Linked DNA regions of Homo sapiens: all the other regions are linked to region 1. The links are chromatin loops, found by intact Hi-C in ENCODE. Cell type or tissue: HCT116. All regions are shown on one strand. Links, peaks and the distances in the headings refer to the core of each region. The heading gives the core; the rest is flanking DNA. Region 1 overlaps LINC02558 (long intergenic non-protein coding RNA 2558). Region 2 holds the start of LOC105373000 (a long non-coding RNA gene). Region 3 holds the start of RFPL3 (ret finger protein like 3). Region 4 holds the start of RFPL2 (ret finger protein like 2).

Evidence for each region. Peaks named below come from ENCODE experiments on the same cell type or tissue, not always from the same donor. Only the 100,000 strongest peaks of a DNase experiment are listed, where the experiment ranks them.
Region 2: a loop joins it to region 1, with 8 times the contacts of the local background. A loop is called at or near these places in 3 of 110 quality-filtered maps.
Region 3: a loop joins it to region 1, with 6 times the contacts of the local background. A loop is called at or near these places in 2 of 110 quality-filtered maps.
Region 4: a loop joins it to region 1, with 10 times the contacts of the local background. A loop is called at or near these places in 37 of 110 quality-filtered maps.

What each region holds. Positions count from the first base shown.
Region 1 is chr22:31,975,113-31,979,533 of GRCh38, forward strand. All of the region lies in intron 2 of LINC02558 (long intergenic non-protein coding RNA 2558), which reads left to right. Among named protein-coding and RNA genes, the nearest start is that of LINC02558, 6.5 kb to the left of the region's middle. In HCT116, for the core only: a CTCF peak has its summit at 2,249 (motif pointing right); a DNase peak (open chromatin) is centred at 2,239.
Region 2 is chr22:32,121,510-32,125,930 of GRCh38, forward strand. It overlaps LOC105373000 (a long non-coding RNA gene), which reads right to left and starts at 160. Exons shown (of 3, transcript XR_938172.3): 1 at 1-160. It also overlaps the pseudogene AP1B1P1. RefSeq lists an enhancer at 2,060-2,560. In HCT116, for the core only: CTCF peaks have their summits at 945, 2,333 (motif pointing left) and 2,532; a DNase peak (open chromatin) is centred at 2,362.
Region 3 is chr22:32,353,494-32,357,914 of GRCh38, forward strand. It overlaps RFPL3 (ret finger protein like 3), which reads left to right and starts at 4,374. Exons shown (of 2, transcript NM_001098535.1): 1 at 4,374-4,421. It also overlaps a transcript of SLC5A4 not described here. In HCT116, for the core only: a CTCF peak has its summit at 2,471 (motif pointing left); DNase peaks (open chromatin) are centred at 1,728 and 2,458; H3K4me3 peaks cover 633 bases.
Region 4 is chr22:32,204,573-32,208,993 of GRCh38, forward strand. It overlaps RFPL2 (ret finger protein like 2), which reads right to left and starts at 501. Exons shown (of 5, transcript NM_001394555.1): 1 at 135-501. It overlaps SLC5A4-AS1 (SLC5A4 antisense RNA 1), which reads left to right and starts at 543. Exons shown (of 4, transcript NR_149072.1): 1 at 543-675; 2 at 2,564-2,704. RefSeq lists an enhancer at 1,945-2,675. In HCT116, for the core only: CTCF peaks have their summits at 771, 973 and 2,524 (motif pointing left); DNase peaks (open chromatin) are centred at 579 and 2,499; H3K4me3 peaks cover 1,344 bases; H3K27ac peaks cover 2,056 bases.

The DNA of each region.
Region 1 (4,421 bases), core at 115-4,114:
GGAGTTAAACTAGTTAGAAATCATTGAGGCCGGGCGCAGTGACTCACGCCTGTAATCCCAGCACTTTGGGAGGCTGAGGTGGGCGGATCATGAGGTCAAGAGATCGAGACCATCCTGGCCAACATGGTGAAGCCCCGTGTCTACTAAAAATACAAAAATTAGCCAGGCGTGGTGGCGTGCACCTGTAGTCCCAGCTACTTGGGAGGCTGAGGCAGGAGAATCGCTTGAACCCGGGAGGCGGAGGTTCTGTCTCAAAAATAAATAAATAAATAAATAAATAATAAATAAATAAATGGAAAGGAATCATTTTGTAGTCCAGGCAAAATGTTGGTGGCCTGGACTAGGGCAATAGCAGTGGAGATGGATGCAGGTGAACAGATATATCTATGGACGGAATTGACAGGACTTTATAACCATTTGGATGAAGGAAAATGAGACTCCTTGGATTTGACTTCTAGCAACTGGGTGGATTATGGTGCCATTTACTGAGTTGGAGTGGGTTGTGGGAGATACATTTTGGGGAGGAAAATGCAAATGCAGTTTTGATGAACTTAGAGATTTCTGTAAGACAGGAAAGCGGAGATGACAAGCAGGAAGCTGGGTCTCTGAGCTTGGAGCACAGGGAACAGGACTGGCCTAGAGATAAATTTGGTTCAGGGCACAGGCAGCTCTGGTTAGGCCCACAGAGACAGTACTGTTCAAGGGACAAGCACTAAGTTGTCCAGCACAGACACTAGGCTCTCCAGCACAGTAGCCATGAACCACATGTGGCTTTTGGGCACTTGACATGTGGCTTGTCTGATTTCAGGTGTACTGGAAGTATAAAGGACACACTAGATTTTGAAGAGTTAGCATGGAAGAAAGAATGTAGAATATCTCAATAATTTTTATACTGGGCCAGGAATGGTGGCTTATGACTGTGATCCCAGCACTTTGGGAGGCCGAGGCGGGTGGATCACGAGGCCAGGAGATCAAGACCATCCTGGGCAACATGCTGAAACCCCGTCTCTACTAAAAAATATTTAAAAATTAGCTGGGTGTGGTGGTGCACGCCTGTGGTCCCAGCTACTAGGGAGGCTGAGGCAGGAGAATCACTTAAATCTGGGACGTGGAGGTTGCAGTGAGCCAAGATGGCACCCCTGCACTCCAGCATGGCGACAGGAGAGACTTTGTCTCAAAAAAAAAATTTTTTTTTAATACTGATTATACATTGAACTGCTAATAGTTTGTATATACTGGGCTACATAGAATACATTAATATTAATATTATTTTGTAGAGACGTGGCCTTACTATGTTGCCTAGGCTGGTTTCAAACTCTTGAAACCAGCAAGGAGGTCCTTCTGCCTTGGCCTCTGAAAGTGCTGAGATTACAGGTGTAGGCCATTGTGCCTGGTCATAAAATAAATGTATTATTAAAATTAATTTCACCTGTTTATTTTTACCTTTTAAAATGTGGCTACTAGAAAATGTAAATCACATTTTTTTTGTTTGTTTTTGTTTTCTGAGACAGGGTCTTACTCTGTCGTTCAGGCTGGAGTGCAGTGGTGCGATCTCAGCTCACTGCAACCTCTGCCTCCCGGGTGGAAGCAATTCCCCGCGTCAGCCTCCTGAGTAGCTGGGACAGGTATGTGTCACCACAACCAGATAATTTTTGTATTTTTAGTAGAGAAGGGGCTTCCCCATGTTGGCCAGGCTGGTCTTGAACTCCTGACCTTAAGTGATCCACCCGTTTTGGCCTCCCAAAGTGCTGAGATGTATTTCTTTTCTTTCTTTCTCTTTTTTTTTTTTTGAGACAGAGTTTCACTCTTGTTGCCTAGGCTGGAGTGCAATGGCGTGATCTTGGCTCACCACAACCTCCGCCACCTGGGTTCAAGTGATTCTCCTGCCTCAGCCTCCTGAGTAGCTGGGATTACAGGCATGCGCCACTACGCTGGCTAATTTTGTATTTTTTTTTTTTAGTAGAGATGGTGTTTCTCCAGTTGCTCAGGCTGGTCTCGAACTCTGACCTCAGGTGATCTGCCTGCCTTGGCCTCTTAAAGTGCTGCAATTACAGGTGTGAGCCATGGCGTTTCTCCAGTTGCTCAGGCTGGTCTCAAACTCCGACCTCAGGTGATCTGCCTGCCTTGGCCTCTTACAATGCTGGAATTACAGGCGTGAGCTACTGCGCCCGGCTGTTGGGATGTATTTCTAATGTTCCATAGGGTAGGGCTGGTGGTGTGTTGTAGGGTGTGGCAGATCAGGGCACCAGGGGGCAGCAGTGGTTAGGAAATTGAGAGGCATTTCCGATGAAGACAACCTAAGGGAAACCCAGAGTAGGGGTTGGCCTGTCTCTCTCTAGCTCCCTTCCTGACACCTTGTCAGAGCACAACCGTGGCACACCCCCTTGGACTTCCCAACCCCGTGGCTGTCTCAGTTGGAGTTGAGGAACAGGTAGGAGGGGTCCCCATGAGATGGTGGTGTGAACCACTCAAGAAGTTGCTGGTACTTCAGGCTCTGATCTCACTCTCTTCCTTTAACTCCAGCTGACATCACTGTGCTAGGGGAACATTTCCACCTCTTGGGCTGAGCAGGGTATGCCAACCGACAGCTGGGTAGTCAAGGCAACCAAGGCAATAAAGCTCACAGAGGTTAATTTATATGAAATGAATGTGGCTGTAACTGGTTTTCATCCATTATAATTCTAAACATCATGTTCAAATTGCCTGTAGTGTTTTTAGTTGGCAGGAAAACTGCCATTAGGGAAAAAAGAGCAGAGGGATGATTGGGGGCGAGATTGAATTCACTTTAGTGGGTTTGGTGTGACTTTGGTTGAGTGTCGCAGTGTGCCAGACTTTTGTGAGTGTCGTAGTGTGACTTTTGTGAGTGTCACAGTGTGCCAACAACCAGTTGGGTTGTTGACTGTGCAGTCCTCAAGGAATATATGTATCAGTGATTTAATATAGGGAGAAATGTGTAGAGGGATAAATAGAGACCCATGAGAGCTCAGAGGAAGTGCAGTTAATGCTTGTGCATGGGTGCGTGAAACTGTGAACTCAGAGAGAAAGTGCCAGGTAGCATCAGAGCAGACAGTCAGGATTTAGCCATGCAGTGGAGGGGTGGAGAGTGGGTTTGCAGGCACTGGGACAGCAGCAAAGGACATGGCTCAAGGAAGGACAACGAGATTTGTTTGGCCATGTGGAGCAGGGTCCTAGGAAAACAAAGATGGTGCCAGATCTTGAGAGGCCTTGGTTTCCCAGTTAAGGAGATTGGACGACTTTATTATTTTATTTTCCCTCTTTCCATAATTCAGAGAAAGAGAATGGACTTTGGATTGCAGGTACTTAAGAGCTTTTGAGGAGGGCCTGAGCTGGACAACACTGTGCTTAGAAAGAAGAAACCATACAGTGCTTCAGTTTTTGTGGAGATAAAATAAAATATGAAAAACAGAAGAAACCATTTGCCTTTTTGGTGCTCAGAGGGCAGGGTAGGAGAGGAAAAGGAGCTTGTGTGTTGCAAGCAGGGAGGTAAAGAGCCCCTTTGGGACTAGTCAGTTGGCAAATAAGGCAGAGTGGGAGAGCAGTTAGGAGTATTTGTTTTGGGAATGGAAAGACCTGGATTTGATCACTAATCCTATAATTTTTTTTGGTAATAGCTTTCTTGAGATGTAATTCACATGCCATACAATTCACCCTTTAAAGTGTACAATTCGATATTTAGTATGTTTATAATTACACAACCATTACCACAATAATTTTACTTTTTAAAAATAGAGATTCAACTCACATACCATAAAACTCACCATTTTAAAGTGTACAATTCAGTGGTTTTTGGTATATTGATAAGGTTGCACAACCAGCACCACTATCTAATTCCAGACTATTTTCTTTCTTTTTTCTTTTTTTTTTGAGACGGAGTCTTGCTCTGTCGCTCAGGCTGGAGTGCAGTGGCGTGATCTCGGCTCACTGCAAGCTCTGCCTCCAGGATTCACAGCATTCTCCTGCCTCAGCCTCCCAAGTAGCTGGGACTACAGGTGCCCGCCACCATGCCTGGCTATTTTTTTGTATTTTTAGTAGAGACAGGGTTTCTCCATCTTGGTCAGGCTGGTCTCGAACTCCCGACCTCAGGTGATCCGCCTGCCTCGGCCTCCCAAAGTGCTGGGATTACAGGCATGAGCCACTGTGCCGAGCCTAATTAATTTTTGTATATGGTATGAAGTAGGGGTCTACTTTATTCTTTTGTTTGTGGATATTCAGCTGTACCAGTACCATTTGTAGAAAACACTATTCTTTCCCCATTGAATTTTTTTGGCACCCTTTTCTAAAATCAGTTGCCCACAAATGTATCCCTGCCACTTTTTTTTTTTTTTTTTTTTTTTTTTGCAACCCTTCTCCTTCTATAACCTACCACTTTTTAGCTCTGTAATTTAAGCCTCAGTTTTCTT
Region 2 (4,421 bases), core at 109-4,108, 150 kb after region 1:
GCCACCTTTCTACCACTTTGGCTGTGCTGTACTCTACCTCACTGCCACCAGCCACAGTGAGGCGAGCCATGCTGCTGCAGGCTCAAGCCTCCAGCATGCCACCGGTGACAACTCCTTCTCTAATCTGGGGTCGGAACAGATGGGCGGGCAGACGTAGAAGAACCTGGAATGGCAAGACTCTCGCTTACAAAGGTTATGCAAATTAGGTTCCTGGACTACATGTTCTGATTGGATGAGAGAAAAATCTCTAGGTCTACTATGATTGGGCTTTATTTTCGTGTTGTGACTGGATGAGAGGAAGTCTTAGGATAACCAATCAGAACATGATAACAAAGTCCAATCAGACTAGGCCTAGAGGTTTCTCTTGTCCAATCAGAACATGTAGTCCAGGAACTTCATTTGCATCAACTCCACATATAAAGGATGCCAAGTGAGGCGGCTCCTCATTCTAGGCTCTTCAGTGTCCACTGGTGTAGCTGCTCCATTCCAGGCTTACAGGAGAAGGAGGAGGAGGCACTTGCCACGCACGCTGGAGACTCGAGCCTGCCTTGGCTCCCCTTGCTGCTGTGGTTGGTGGTGGCAAGGAAGACGACAGTGCAGCCAGGATGGTAAAAAGGTGGTGGGATAGGTTCGCTATCCCAGGAGGTACTGCCTGAGGCATGGGGGGTGGGTTGGGGTCCCTATCCAGGGCGTCACTGCCCGTGTTGAGGGGCTGGTTGGGTGTGCTATCTGGGGCATCACTGCCTGTGGAGGGGAGTGGGTTGGGGCCCTATCTGGGGTGTGCTGCCCGTGGCTGGGGGTGGGTTGGGGCACTATCCCAATCTGTACTGCTAGCGGCAGTGGGTGGTTTTGGGGGGCACTATCTGGGGATGCACTGCCTGCGGCCAGGGGGTGAGTTGGGAGAACTATCGGGTGCTGCAATGCCCTTGTTGGGCACAGGTTGGGGGCGCTATTGGGTGCTACTCTGCCTGTGGTGGGTGGGACATGTGGTATCTGGGGCATCATTGCCTGCGTCTGGGAGCTGGTTGGGGGCACTATCCATGGCTGCACAGCCTACAGCAGGGAGTGGGTTGAGCGCACAATCTGGGGCTGCAATGTTGGTGGTGGGGGACGGGTTAGGGTCACTATAGGGTGCTACACTATTGGCGGCAGGGAGGGGGGTGTTGAGGTTGCTATCGGGGGCTACACTGAGGCAGAAGTAGCGGGGTTTATTGGGAGTGCTACCAGGGACCAGAATGCCCGTGGAGAGGGGGTGGGGGGTTGGTTGGGGGTGCTACTGAGGATACACTGCCCATGGTGGGTGGAGGGGGGTGGGCTGGGTGCTATCAGAGATCTGTACTGCCTGTCAGGGAGCCAGTGAGTATGCTATCTGGGGCCACGTTGGCTCAGGGGGCGGGGGCAGGTTGGGTGCACTATTGGGGACTACACTGCCAGCGGCAGGGCGTGGGTTGGGTGCGTTATCCATGGCTGCACTGCCAGAGGCAGGGAGTGCATGGGGGGCGCTATCCTGGGCTGCTACTCCCGGTGGGAGCAGATTGGAGCGCTATCTGGGGTTGCACTGCTTGCAGTGGGGGGTAGTTTGGGTGCCATATTGGGGCGTCACTGCCAGTGGCGGTGGTCTGGTTGGGGCCGCTATTCATGGCTACACCGTCTATGGCATGGAGCGGATTGAGGTTGCTACCCTGGGCTGCAGTGCCCGTGGCTGGGGGCAAGTTGCAGGTGCCAGCAGGTGCTTCAGTGTCCGAGGCAGGGGCAGGTTGGGGGCGCTATCAGGTGCTGGTGATGGGGGGCAGGGTGTTGGGGGCGCTATCGGGGGGCTGCACTGTCACCCTGGCAGCAGGCAGCAGAGGTGTCAGTGACAGCAGTGGTCAGAGGAGCAGTCCTCCTCTCCCTGACTCAGGCTCCAGAGGGCCATCTCCTCCTGCTCGAGTTTCTGGGGGAATCCTGAGCAGGGCCCAGCCCCCAGCCCCGAGATGGTTCCCAGGCCTGCGCCCTCTTGCTACGTGTTGCAGAGACCACCTGGGACCCCCGCACATAGAGTAGCGGATACCACGGGGTGACCAGGCCCTGTGGGTGGAGGCGTCAGGAATGGGAACCGGCACTTGGGTGGGGAGGGCTGGCTGGGGTTGAGTTTCTGCTGCTCCTGCTTCCCAGGAAATGCAGCCAGGGTGGGCCCAGCAGTTCCTATGGAGTAGGAAGCCTGGACGCTGTGGTGTCTCCAGTCCCCACCCCAGGGCCCAGTCACTGGCCAGCTTGGGCCAAAAGGAGAGGCTGGACTTTAGAGGGTGGGTGTGAGTGTCTTCACTGAAACTGACACCTGCCACCCAGTGGCCAGCATGGCAAGGTGAGGCTCTAATGCTACCACTCTCTGCATCCCGTTCTAGGCTTTTCTGGCTTTGCCTGCCCAGTTGCTCCGCGCGAAGAGGAGGGACTACCTGCTGCTTGCTGGAGGCTAGAGCCTGCGACACTGTGGCTCGCCTCGCTGTGGTTGGTGGCAGCGATGGGGACTGCAGAGTGCCAAAGCGGTAGGAGAGCAGTGATGGAGACTGCAGAGCGACAGAGCGGTAGGAGGGTGGCTGGCTGCTGTCAGGGCACAGGTAGGGCTGCAGTGGTGGCCAGGTGTTAGGAGCCTCATAGGATGGGCTGGTGCATTGAGGGTAACATCAGTGGTGGTTGTATTGGCATCAGCGCTAGTGGTGGCAGCAGCAGCAAGTCTGGGGCCCAGGAAGGCAGGTGGGAGCACTGTGGGACTGGCTCGCCTGTCCCAGCCTGGCCTGGGGTGGGTAGGAAGCTGTGGGCCTCTGTGGCAGGAATGGAGGCATAGCCAGGGGAAGGAGGAGTCTTCCCCACTTCTGCAGAATCTGGAGGGTGCTATCCTCCTGCGGGTGCCTGAGCCAGGCGTGAGTGGCACCATTGTGTCATTATTAACAAAGTTTGTGGAGGTGACTATTTGTGTATCTTTTTGCTTGATTTTTGTTAGGGTAGTCTTGAACTTTTTAAAATTTCATGAATCAGGAAGGGGACAAGATGTGTAATAGGCCTCCTGATTCCTTTATCTGTTCTTTTTCTTTTTTTCTTTCTGGTTTTTCTTCTGCTTATCATCATTTTCTTGTTCCTCTTCATTTTCTTATGCTGCTGCTTCTATTTCTTGTGTCTGTTCTTGTTTCTCCTCCTCCTCCTTTTGTTTTCTTTATCATAAGCAATGGCCTTAACAAACAACAATCCAAACCTGAGTTAAAAATAGAGTACTTGTCAGCATGTTGTATTCCCCTCCACCCCTGCCCCCCAGACAGAGTCTTGCTCTATTGCCCAGGCTGGAGTGCAGTGGCACGATCTCCACTTACTGCAACTGCTGTCTCCTGGGTTCAAGCGATTCTCCTGCCTCAGCCTCCTGAGAAGCTGGGATTACAAGTGCACACCACCATGCCTGGCTAATTTTTCTATTTTTAGTAGAGACGGGATTTCACCACGTTGGCCAGGCTGGTCTCAAACTCCTGACCTCCCTCATGATCTGCCCATCTCAGCCTCTCAGAGTGCTGGGGTTACAGGGGTGAGGCACTTCACTGGCCCAGTGTATTGTATTTTAAAAATAATTGGTCCATTATTGTGATGAGGAAAAAAATTGTTGCATAATTATTTAGATACTTGAGTAGCTGTGCTTTCATGATCCTGTAAGTAGTTATTCAAGGAATGAAAAAATGAAGCACTGAATAAAATATTGGTAGCAAACAGCCAATTCATGTCTCTCACATATTAGTCTGGAGATAGTCAAGAGGCACAGGGGTAATAAGTTCCAATTTATGAGATTGTTAAGTGAACCACATTCCTTTCATTTTATTTCTCTGCCACCATTTTCAAGAGTATTGTCATTTGCATGAGCAAATTTGGTTCATCACCACATCTTTGCAACAGGAAAAGGAAGGGGAGGATCATGTGTATAATGTTTTTAGGCCAAGATTCTCTACCACAAACAAGGCTTCACTAACTTTTGCCTTTAAGAGCCTGCAGTGTTGAGCCCTATTTTATTCCTAATAATATTATCTTTGGTATGAACTTTTTTTTTTAACTGATTACTCTAGAAATTTGTGCATTTTATTGACTACTTTAAAGAAACAATCTATATTGTATCATTTTTTTCAAGCCAACAGAAACGTATGAGGTCTGTAAATTTTACACTTTTTAATTATTTTTGAGGTCATGAATATGTAAAATATTGTTGATATACGTAAAAATATGCATATGTACCACTATATAGCTTATTTTGAAGAGATGGTGTCTAAATTTTTGTCCAGAGTAGATTGGTTGCAGTTTCTTAGGTGTCTTTCTCAATATATTCCCTCAATGTTTTAAAGCATATAGAAAAAATTTGAATACCATTAACCTCATATAGTCCTTTGTTTATAGGTTAATATTTCTACAGA
Region 3 (4,421 bases), core at 230-4,229, 380 kb after region 1:
GGAGATGGCCCTCTAGAGTCTGGAGTCCGGGGAGACGAGGACCGCTCCTCTGACCACCCGTCACTGACACCACCAGCACCAGGGGGGCAGCGCAGCCCCCAACAGCACCCCTAACCCGCCGCCGGCAGTGTAGCCCCCAGATAGCGCCTCCAACACCTCACCCCCAACCACCGGCAGTGTAGCATCCAATGGCGACCCCAACCTGCCCTTGCTTCGGACACTGCAGCACCCAATGGCGCCCAGAACCCGCCCCCTGCCGCGGGCAGTGCAGCCCGGGATAGCGCCCCCAATCCGCTCCCTGCCGTACACAGTGTAGCCACGAATAGTGCCCCCAACCAGACCCCTGCTGGGGGCAGTAATGCCCTGATATGGCACCCAAACCGCCCCCCAACTGCGGGAAGTGCAACCCCGGATAGTGCCCCAACCTGCTCCCCACTGGGAGCAGCAACCCAGGGAGACGCCCCAACTCACTCCCTGCCTCCGGCAGTACAGCCACAGATAGCGCACCCAACCCACCCCCTGCGCGGGCAAGGTAGCCCCCGATAGCGCACCCAACCCGCCCCGCCGGAACCAATGTGGCCCCAGGTAGCACACCCACCAGCTCCCTGGCACGCAGTACAGACCTCTGATAGCACCCAACCCGCCCCCTCCCAAAACGGGCAGTGGATACGTCCCTCAATAGCGCCCCCAACCAGCCTCCCACCCCCTCTACACGGGCAGTCTGGCCCCCAGTAGCACTCCCAATAAATCCTGCTATCTCTGTCTCAGTGTAGGCCCCAGAAAGCGCCCTCAACACCCCCCTCCCTGCTGCCAACAGTGTAGCACCCTGTAATGAGCCTAACCCGTCCCCCACCACAGCACTGCAGCCCCAGATAGTGCTGCCAACCTGCTCCCTGCTGTGGGCAGTGCAGCTATGGATAATGCCCCCAGCCAGCTTCTAGACGCAGGCAATGATGCCCTGGATATAACACGTCCCGCCCACCGCAGGCAGAGTAGCACCCGATAGCGCCCCCAACCCGTGCCTGACAAGGGCAATGCAACACCCGATAGTTCTTCCAACTCGCCCGCCGGCCACGGCCACTGCATCCCCAGATAGTGCCCCCAGAACTCCCCACTGCCGCTAGCAGTACAGCTTGGGATAGTGCTCCAACCCACCCCCAGCCACGGGCAGCGCACACCCGATAGCACCCCCAACCCACTCCCCTCTGTGGGCAGTGAGGCCCCAGATACCACATCCAACCAGCCTCCTAACACGGGCAGTAACGCCCTGGATAGGGCCTCCAACCCACCCCACCACGCCACGCCACAGGCAGTACGGCCTGGGATGGCGAACTTTTCCCACCACCATTTTACCATTCTGGCTGCGCTCTAGTCTCCCTGGCCCGCACCAACGGCAGCAGCGAGGTGAGCCACGGCAGGCTCCAGCCTCCACTGTGCTAATGAAGTTGCTCCTCCTCCTTTTCCTCTAAGCTTCCAGACTCCAGTGTGCTCAGGAAGTGACTCGTTTTCTTTTTCCTCTAAGCCAGTACTAACCAGCTACACAAGCTGACGCAGGAGAGCTTGGAATGACAAAACTCCCCCCACTTGGCATCATTTATATATGAGAATTTATGCAAATGAAGTTCCTGGGCTACATGTTCTGATTGGATGAGGAAAACCTCTAGGCCTACTCTGATTGGACTTTGTTATCATGTTCTGATTGGTTGTCCTAAGACTTGCTCTCATCCAATCAGAACATGCAAATAAAGCCCAATCAGAGTAGATCTAGAGGTTTTTCTTCTCATCCAATCAGAATATGTAGTCCAAGAACCTCATTTGCATAACCTCGGTAAGGGGAAGTCTCAGTTCCAGGCTCTTCTAGGCTATGTTCTCTGTCTCCACACCTTCCTCTCAGACAGCAGCTGGAGCCCCAGAACCTGGGAGCCTCACAGAGAAAGTCCTGATGTGGGACCTGGTTTTCCACCCGAGACCCAGGATCCAATAAAGAAGTGTTTCCATAAATGATGCATCCTCCAAAGAAGGCCAGTGACTTTCTGTGCCAAGTACCTGACAGAATTGCCATTTCCTAGAGCTGCCAGGCAGCCCTAGGTGCACAGGTCACCTGTGCATGTGTCAGAGACCAAATCCCATCAATATTGAGGCCTTGGTTAAGACAGGTACTTGCTTTTAGTCGTGAAAAGATGCCTGGCTTTGGCAGGAGAATCGCTTGAACCTGGGAGGCAGAGGTTGCAGTGAGCCAAGATTGTGCCACTACACTCCAGCCTGGTGACACAGCGAGACTTTGTCTCAAAAAAAAAAAAAAAAAAAGAAAGAAAAGAAAAGATGGCTGGCTTCAACACTGAGAAAACCAACTCTCCTTGAGCAAATGCTTTGCATATTCTCATAGAAATAAGGGAACACCTATTACCCTCCTTGCACTGCTTCCTGCACAGCTGGGATACTACCTTTCACAAGCATCCTGAGCCACCTGCTGGCCTTTTGTGTGTGTTTCCTTCCTGGCTTCCTCCCATTTTTTTTTCCATCTCTGAACCTGCTGTAAGGTGAAGAATTGAGGCGGGCCCCAAATGTAAGACCTCATGAATTTGACGATGCAACAGTGTCCTGGACAGCCTGGCTCTCAGGGCTGGGGAGCTGGGCAGAGAGAAAAGAGGGCATTCCAGGGGCCAGGGAGCTCCAGGCCCAGAGTAGGATTTCAAGGCTAAAGAAACAGAGGCTGTGGGTGGGTAGAGGGTCTTGACTAGGGTAGGGACAGAGGGTGCGTCTTAAGGCTCAGCTAGGGACAGCTTCATCCAGGAAGTAGTCAGCAATTGGGGGCCAAGCTGCAAGGAGGAAGAGGTGGGGAGAGAGAATGGAGAGAGAGGTGTTCAGTGATCAAATGCCTGGCCTGGCCTGTTTCCTCAGGAGACACCCCTGGGAGTCTGGGAGCCTCTCCCCCGGGCTGCTATCCAACAGGGTGCAAGTAATCCCCCCTTACACACACTAAGAACCCAGGGTGAGTGTCAAATTATATGTTAGCTAAGAAATGAAGAGAGGGAGCAGGATTTCTGGTTGACGGTGAGGATATTTATTAAGGGTTTACTGGTACAAGGAGAGGGGCTGGATGATTTGGGGTGGGAGGGGATCTCTGTTCTGGGATCCTGCAGCTCCAGGCCCCCATGGGTGGGGTGAGGGTCAGGGACCTAAGAACATTCTTCAGGGGCCACTGTCTTCTCCACAGTGCTCTCTTGTGTGTGACCTTACAGCTGTAGCTGCTGCAGGACCTCCACTGGTCGGGTGTCAGGCTCAGGTCGCTTCTGGCTGTGTGCTTGTTGCTCTGTTTGGAGGTCTTGGTGACTTCCGTACCCTGGGTGACAGGGGTGCTGTTTGCCTTCCAGGCCACCGTCACAGCTCCCGGGTAGAAGCCACTCATGAGACACAGCAGTGTGGCCTTTTGGCTTGGAGCTCCTCAGAGGAGGACGGGAACAGAGTGACCAAGGGGGTGGCCTTGGGCTGGCCTGTGGGTGGGCGAGCGGCAGGAGGTCAGCATCCTGTTGTGTACCTGGGAGCCCCCTGACCTCAGTGTATGAAGAGGGGTCAGGCCCCCTCAGTGCCAGTGTAGGACCCCTCAGACATGGTCCACAGTGTCTCAGAAGGGTGTGACATGAGGTTCCTAAAACAACTCTCTGTCATTCAGGGAACCTCCGAGCCTGTCCCCTGCCCACCAGTGGTGGCAGTTAATTTGGTATTCATTTCCAAGGCTGGAGAAGGATGTAATTTTTTTTCTTTTCTTTTCTTTTGGTGAGACAGGGTCTTACTGTGTTGTCCAGGTTGGAGTGACCTGGCGTGGTCTCTGCTCACTGCTAATTTTTGTATTGTTTGTAGAGATGAGGTCTTCCTGTGTTGTCCAGACTCGTCTCAAATTCCTGGGCTCAAGGGATCTTCCTGCCTTGGCCTCGCAAAGTGCTGGGATTACAGATGTGAGCTACTGCATCCAGCCCCCTTTTTTTTTTTTGAGATGGTGTCTCACTCTGTTGCCCAGGCCGGAGTGCAATGGCACAATCTTGGCTCAGTGCAACTTCTGCCTCCCAGGTTCAAGCGATTCTCCTGCCAAAGCCTCCCAAGTATCTGGGATTACAGGCGTGTGCCACCACGCCTGGCTAATTCTTTTGTATTTTCAGTAGAGATGGGGTTTCACCCATCAGGCTGGTCTCGAACTTTTGATGACCTCAGATGATCCACCCACCTTGGCCTCCCGAAGTGCTGGGATTACAGGCATGAGCCATCGTGCCCAGCCTCTCAGCTCCTAATTCTTATGTTCATCAATCAGTCTCTTGCTGGGGTTCCCCTAGGAGGTGGTGAAATGACCCCAGCTCGCTGTTCCTCACATGGGTGCTGCCACGTCACTGGCTCAGGCTCAGCTGCTGGGTCACCAGGAGAATGGA
Region 4 (4,421 bases), core at 210-4,209, 230 kb after region 1:
CTCATCCACCCCGCCACCTTTCTACATTCTGGCTGCGGTCTAGTCTCCCTCACCGCCACCAACGGCAGCGAGCCGAGCCATGCTGCTGCAGGCTTTCAAGCCTCCAGCGTGGGACAGGTGACTCCTCCTCTAACCTGGGCATGGAGCAGATGGGCTGGCAGACGCAGAAGTGCCTGGAATGGCAAGAACCCCTCCCCCCACAGACCGAGGTTATGCAAGTAAGGTTTCTGGACTACATGTTCAGATTGGATGAGAGAAAAACCTCTAGGTCTACTCTGATTGTGCTTTATTTTCACGTTCTGACTGGATGACAGCAAGTCTTAGGATAACCAATCAGAACAAGATAACAAAGCCCGATCAGAGTAGGCCTAGAGGTTTCTCTCATCCGATCAGACTATGTAGTCGAGAAACTTCATTTGCATTAAACTCAGTATATAAAGGATGCCAAGAGGGGTGGCTTGCCCTTCCAGGCTCATCTGCGTCGGCCTGCGTAGCTGCTCTGTGCCCGGCTTAGAGGAGAAGGAGGAGGAGCCACTTGCCGCGCATGCCAGAGGCTAGAGTCATCTACCGCGCATGCTGGAGGCTGGAGCCTACAGTGGCTCACCTCGCTGCTGCGGTTGGTGGCCGCGAGGGTGACTACAGCGCAGCCAGAATGGTGAAAAGGTGGCAGAATAGGTTCGTTATCCCAGGCCGTACTGCCTGTGGCGTGGGGGGCGGGTTGGGGGCCCTATCCAGGGCGTCACTGCCCGTGTTGGGGGGCTGCTTGAGTGTGGTACCTCGGGCGTCACTGCCCGCTGAGGGGAGTGGGGTGGGGGCGCTATCCGGGGGCGCTATCCAGCCTATGGCTGGAGATGGGTTGGGGCGCTATCCGAAGCTGTAATTCCTGCGGCAGTGGGGAGTTTTGGGGGCACTATCTGGGGATGCACTGCCCGCGGCCGGGGGGCGGGGGTGAGTTAGTAGAACTATCAGGTGCTGCAATGCCCTGATGCCCTTGTTGGGGACAGGTTGTGGGGGGCTGGTGGGTGCAACACTGCTGGTGGCGAGGGTGGGTGCTGCTATCCGGTGCTACTCTGCCTGTGGGGGACGGGGGCGGGCGTGATATCCAGGGCATCATTGCCTGCATCTGGGAGCTGGTTGGGGACACTATCCATGGCTGCACTGCCCACAGTGGGGAGCGGGTTGGGGGCACTATTTGGGGCTGCAATGCTGGTGGTGGGGGACGGGTTAGGGTCACTATAGGGTGCTACACTGCTGGCAGTGGGGAGGGGGTTGTTGAGGGCGCTCTCTGGGGGCTACACTGAGACAGGTAGCGGGGGGTTGTTGGGATTGGTACCGGGGCTGGACTGCCCATGGAGAGGGGGTGGGGGCGTTGGTTGGGGGCGCTATTGAGGGCCGGGTACACTGCCTGCGGTGGAGGGGTGGGTTGGGTGCTATCAGGGGTCTGTACTGCCTAGCAGGGAGCGGGTGGGTGTGCTATCTGGGGCTGCACTGGCTGCAGCAGGGGCAGGTTGGGTGCACTATAGGGGGCTACACTGCCCTTGGCAGGGGGTGGTTTAGGTGAGCTGTCTGTGGCCGCACTGCCCGAGGTGGGGAGTAAGTTTGGGTGCTATCTGTGGCTGCACTGCCTGGAGGCAGGAAGTGGGTTGAGGGTGCTATCCTGGGCTGCTTCTCCTGGTGGGGAGCAGGTAGGGGCACTATCCAGGGTTGCACTGCCCGGGGTAGGGGGCGATTTGGGTGCCATATCGGGGCATCACTGCCCACGGCAGGGGTCTGGTTGGGGTCGCTACCCATGGCTACACTGTCTACAGCCACTGCCTACGGCAGGGAGCGGGTTGGGGGCGCTATCCCGGGCTGCGCTGCCCAAGGCAGGGGGTGGGTTGCGGGTGCCATTGGTGCTGCAGTGTCCGAGGCAGGGGCGGGTTGGGGTTGCCATCTGGTGCTACACTGCCAGCTGTGGGGGAGGGTCGGGGGCGCTATCGGGGGCTGCACCGTCCCCCTGGTGGTGGGCAGCGGAGGTGTCAGTGACAGCGGTGGTCAGAGGAGGTGAGAGGGACTCCAGTCTCTAGAGGGCCATCTCCTTCTGCTCCTGGCCAGCACACAGCATTTCTGCGGGGATCCTGAGCACGGCCCGGCCCCTAGACCTGCTGTGGTTCCCAGGCGCGCGCCCTCTCACCATGTGTTGCTGAGACCGTCTGGGACCCCTGGGCACACAGTAGCGGACATCATGGAGTGACAGGGCCCTGTGGGTGGAGGTGTCAGGAAGAGGTACCGGCACTTGGGTGGGGAGGGCTGGCTGGGGTTGAGTTTCTGCTGCTTCTGCTTCCTGAGGAGCGCAGCCAGGGGTGGGCCCAGCGATTCGTGCCGAGTGGGAAGCCCGGACGCTGTACTGTGGTGTCTCCAGTCCCCACCCCAGGCCCCAGTTCCTGGTGAACTTGGGCCAAAAAGGGAGGCTGGGCTTTGGAGGGTAGGTGTGAGTGCCTTTGCTAAAACTGGCCCCTGCCACCTAGTGGCCAGCATGACAAGGTGAGACTCTAATGCTACCACTCTCTGCATCCTGTTCTAGGCTTATCTGACTTTGCCTGCCCAGTTGCTCCGTGCCAGGAGGAGGAGCCACTTATTCCATGCTGGAGGCTGGAGCTGGGGGCACCGCAGCTCACCTTGCTGTGGTTGGTGGTGGCGATGGAGACTACAGAGCACCAGAGCGGTAGGAGAGCAGCAATGGAGACTGCAGAGTGCCAGAGCAGTAGGAGGGCGGCTGGCTGCTGCCTGGGCAAGGGCAGGCCTGCTGTGGTATCCAGGTGGTAGGAGCCTTGTAGGGTGGACCAGTGGACTGAGGGCAACAGGAACAGTGGTTGTATTGGCATCAGTGCTAGTGGTGGCAGCAGCAGCAAGTCTGGAGGTTGGGAAGGCGGGTAGGAGCGCTCCAGGGCTGACCCGCCCGGCTGGGCCTGGCCTGGGGTGGGTAGGAAGCTGTGGGCCTCTGGGGCAGCGGTGGAGGCGCAGCCTGGGGAAGGAGGAGTCTCCTCCGCTTCTCCTGCAGAATCTGGAGGGCGCCCTCCTCCTGGTAGGTCCTGAGCCAGGCGTGAGTGGCAGCATTGTGTCATTATTAACAAAGTTTGGGTAGTGACTATTTGTGTATCTTTTTGCTTGTTTTTTGTTGGGATAGTCTTGGGCTTTTTTAAATTTCATGAATCAGGGAGGGGACAAAAGCTGTAATAGGACTCCTGATTCCCTTGTCTGTTCTTTTTCTTTTCTTCTCCTTATCATCATTTTCTTGTTCCTCTTCATTTTCTTATGCTGCTGCTTCTATTTCTTGTAGCATGTGGAGGAGGGAGTGGGAGATAGAGACCAGGCCCTCTCTAGAAACAGTCACATCCTGGAGGAACGGTGATGTATTTTCTGATGAGGATTTTCATTCATGAGATGTGTGCAGAGTGACCCTGGCTAGGTGCCCAAAAGCCTCCTTGTCTATGGTGTGACTCCAGGCCCAGGAGGCAACCCCGTTTTTGTAGAAGAGCCTGTCCTGGAAGCATCTGTCCTGAGAGCACCTGATGGCACAGTAGGGAGCTGAGAGCAACTGAGTCAGGAGGGACAATGGCCAGCCCCTCCCAGGATTCCTGCCTTGGGCAGATGCTGGCCCACTGACTTACAGCCCAGGGGCTGACAGGGGTGTCTTGTCCAAGCCACTGTGGGCAGGTGTTGCCTAGGCAGTGTGGTGTTGGATGACACCGAAGCTGCTGCACAGCCTGGGGTATTCATCTCTGGCAGACTGAGGGCCAGGTACTGCACATCCTGAGGTGTTCATCCCTGCCAGACCGAAGGCCACGCCCAGGCAGCTCCCCATCCCCTGCCACAACAAGGCCTCATTTTTCCCACAAACCAACTCCATGCACCCATCCTCCAGGCCCCTGAGTATGCCAAGCACCAGGCCCGGTGAGCCCTGGTCTCTCTGTGCTGCAGCCACGCACCTGCCTAGGGACCTCCTCCTCACCTTCCTGCCCCTCATGCCAGTTATACCCCACATGCTGTGAGGCTGAAGTCAAGCAGGGAAGCAGCAGAGAAGGCATGGAGAGCGACAAGCCCCACAGCAGGGTGTGAAGGAAGGCCTCTCCAGGTCAGTGTCCTTGTCTAGCCCCCAGGCATGTGCTGCAGGCATTTGGGCCCTTTACTTCTTCTTCCAAGGGAACCACAAACAGCCCTGGGGTCCAGGGGGTTATTGGCCAGATCTCCAGAGAGTGACTCCAGGGTCCTGGTCTCCAAGGGAGAAGAGGGTTTGGGGAGAGGCCTTTGGTCAGGCATGTGGCGCATGCTATTCCTGAGCAGGTCGGGCAGCTGGTGCTTGCCTGGCTAATGCAGTTTCTGCTGGGCCTCTCTTCCTGGAGGAGAGTGTGGCCTCTTTCCCAGCTGTCTTTTAGCCAAGA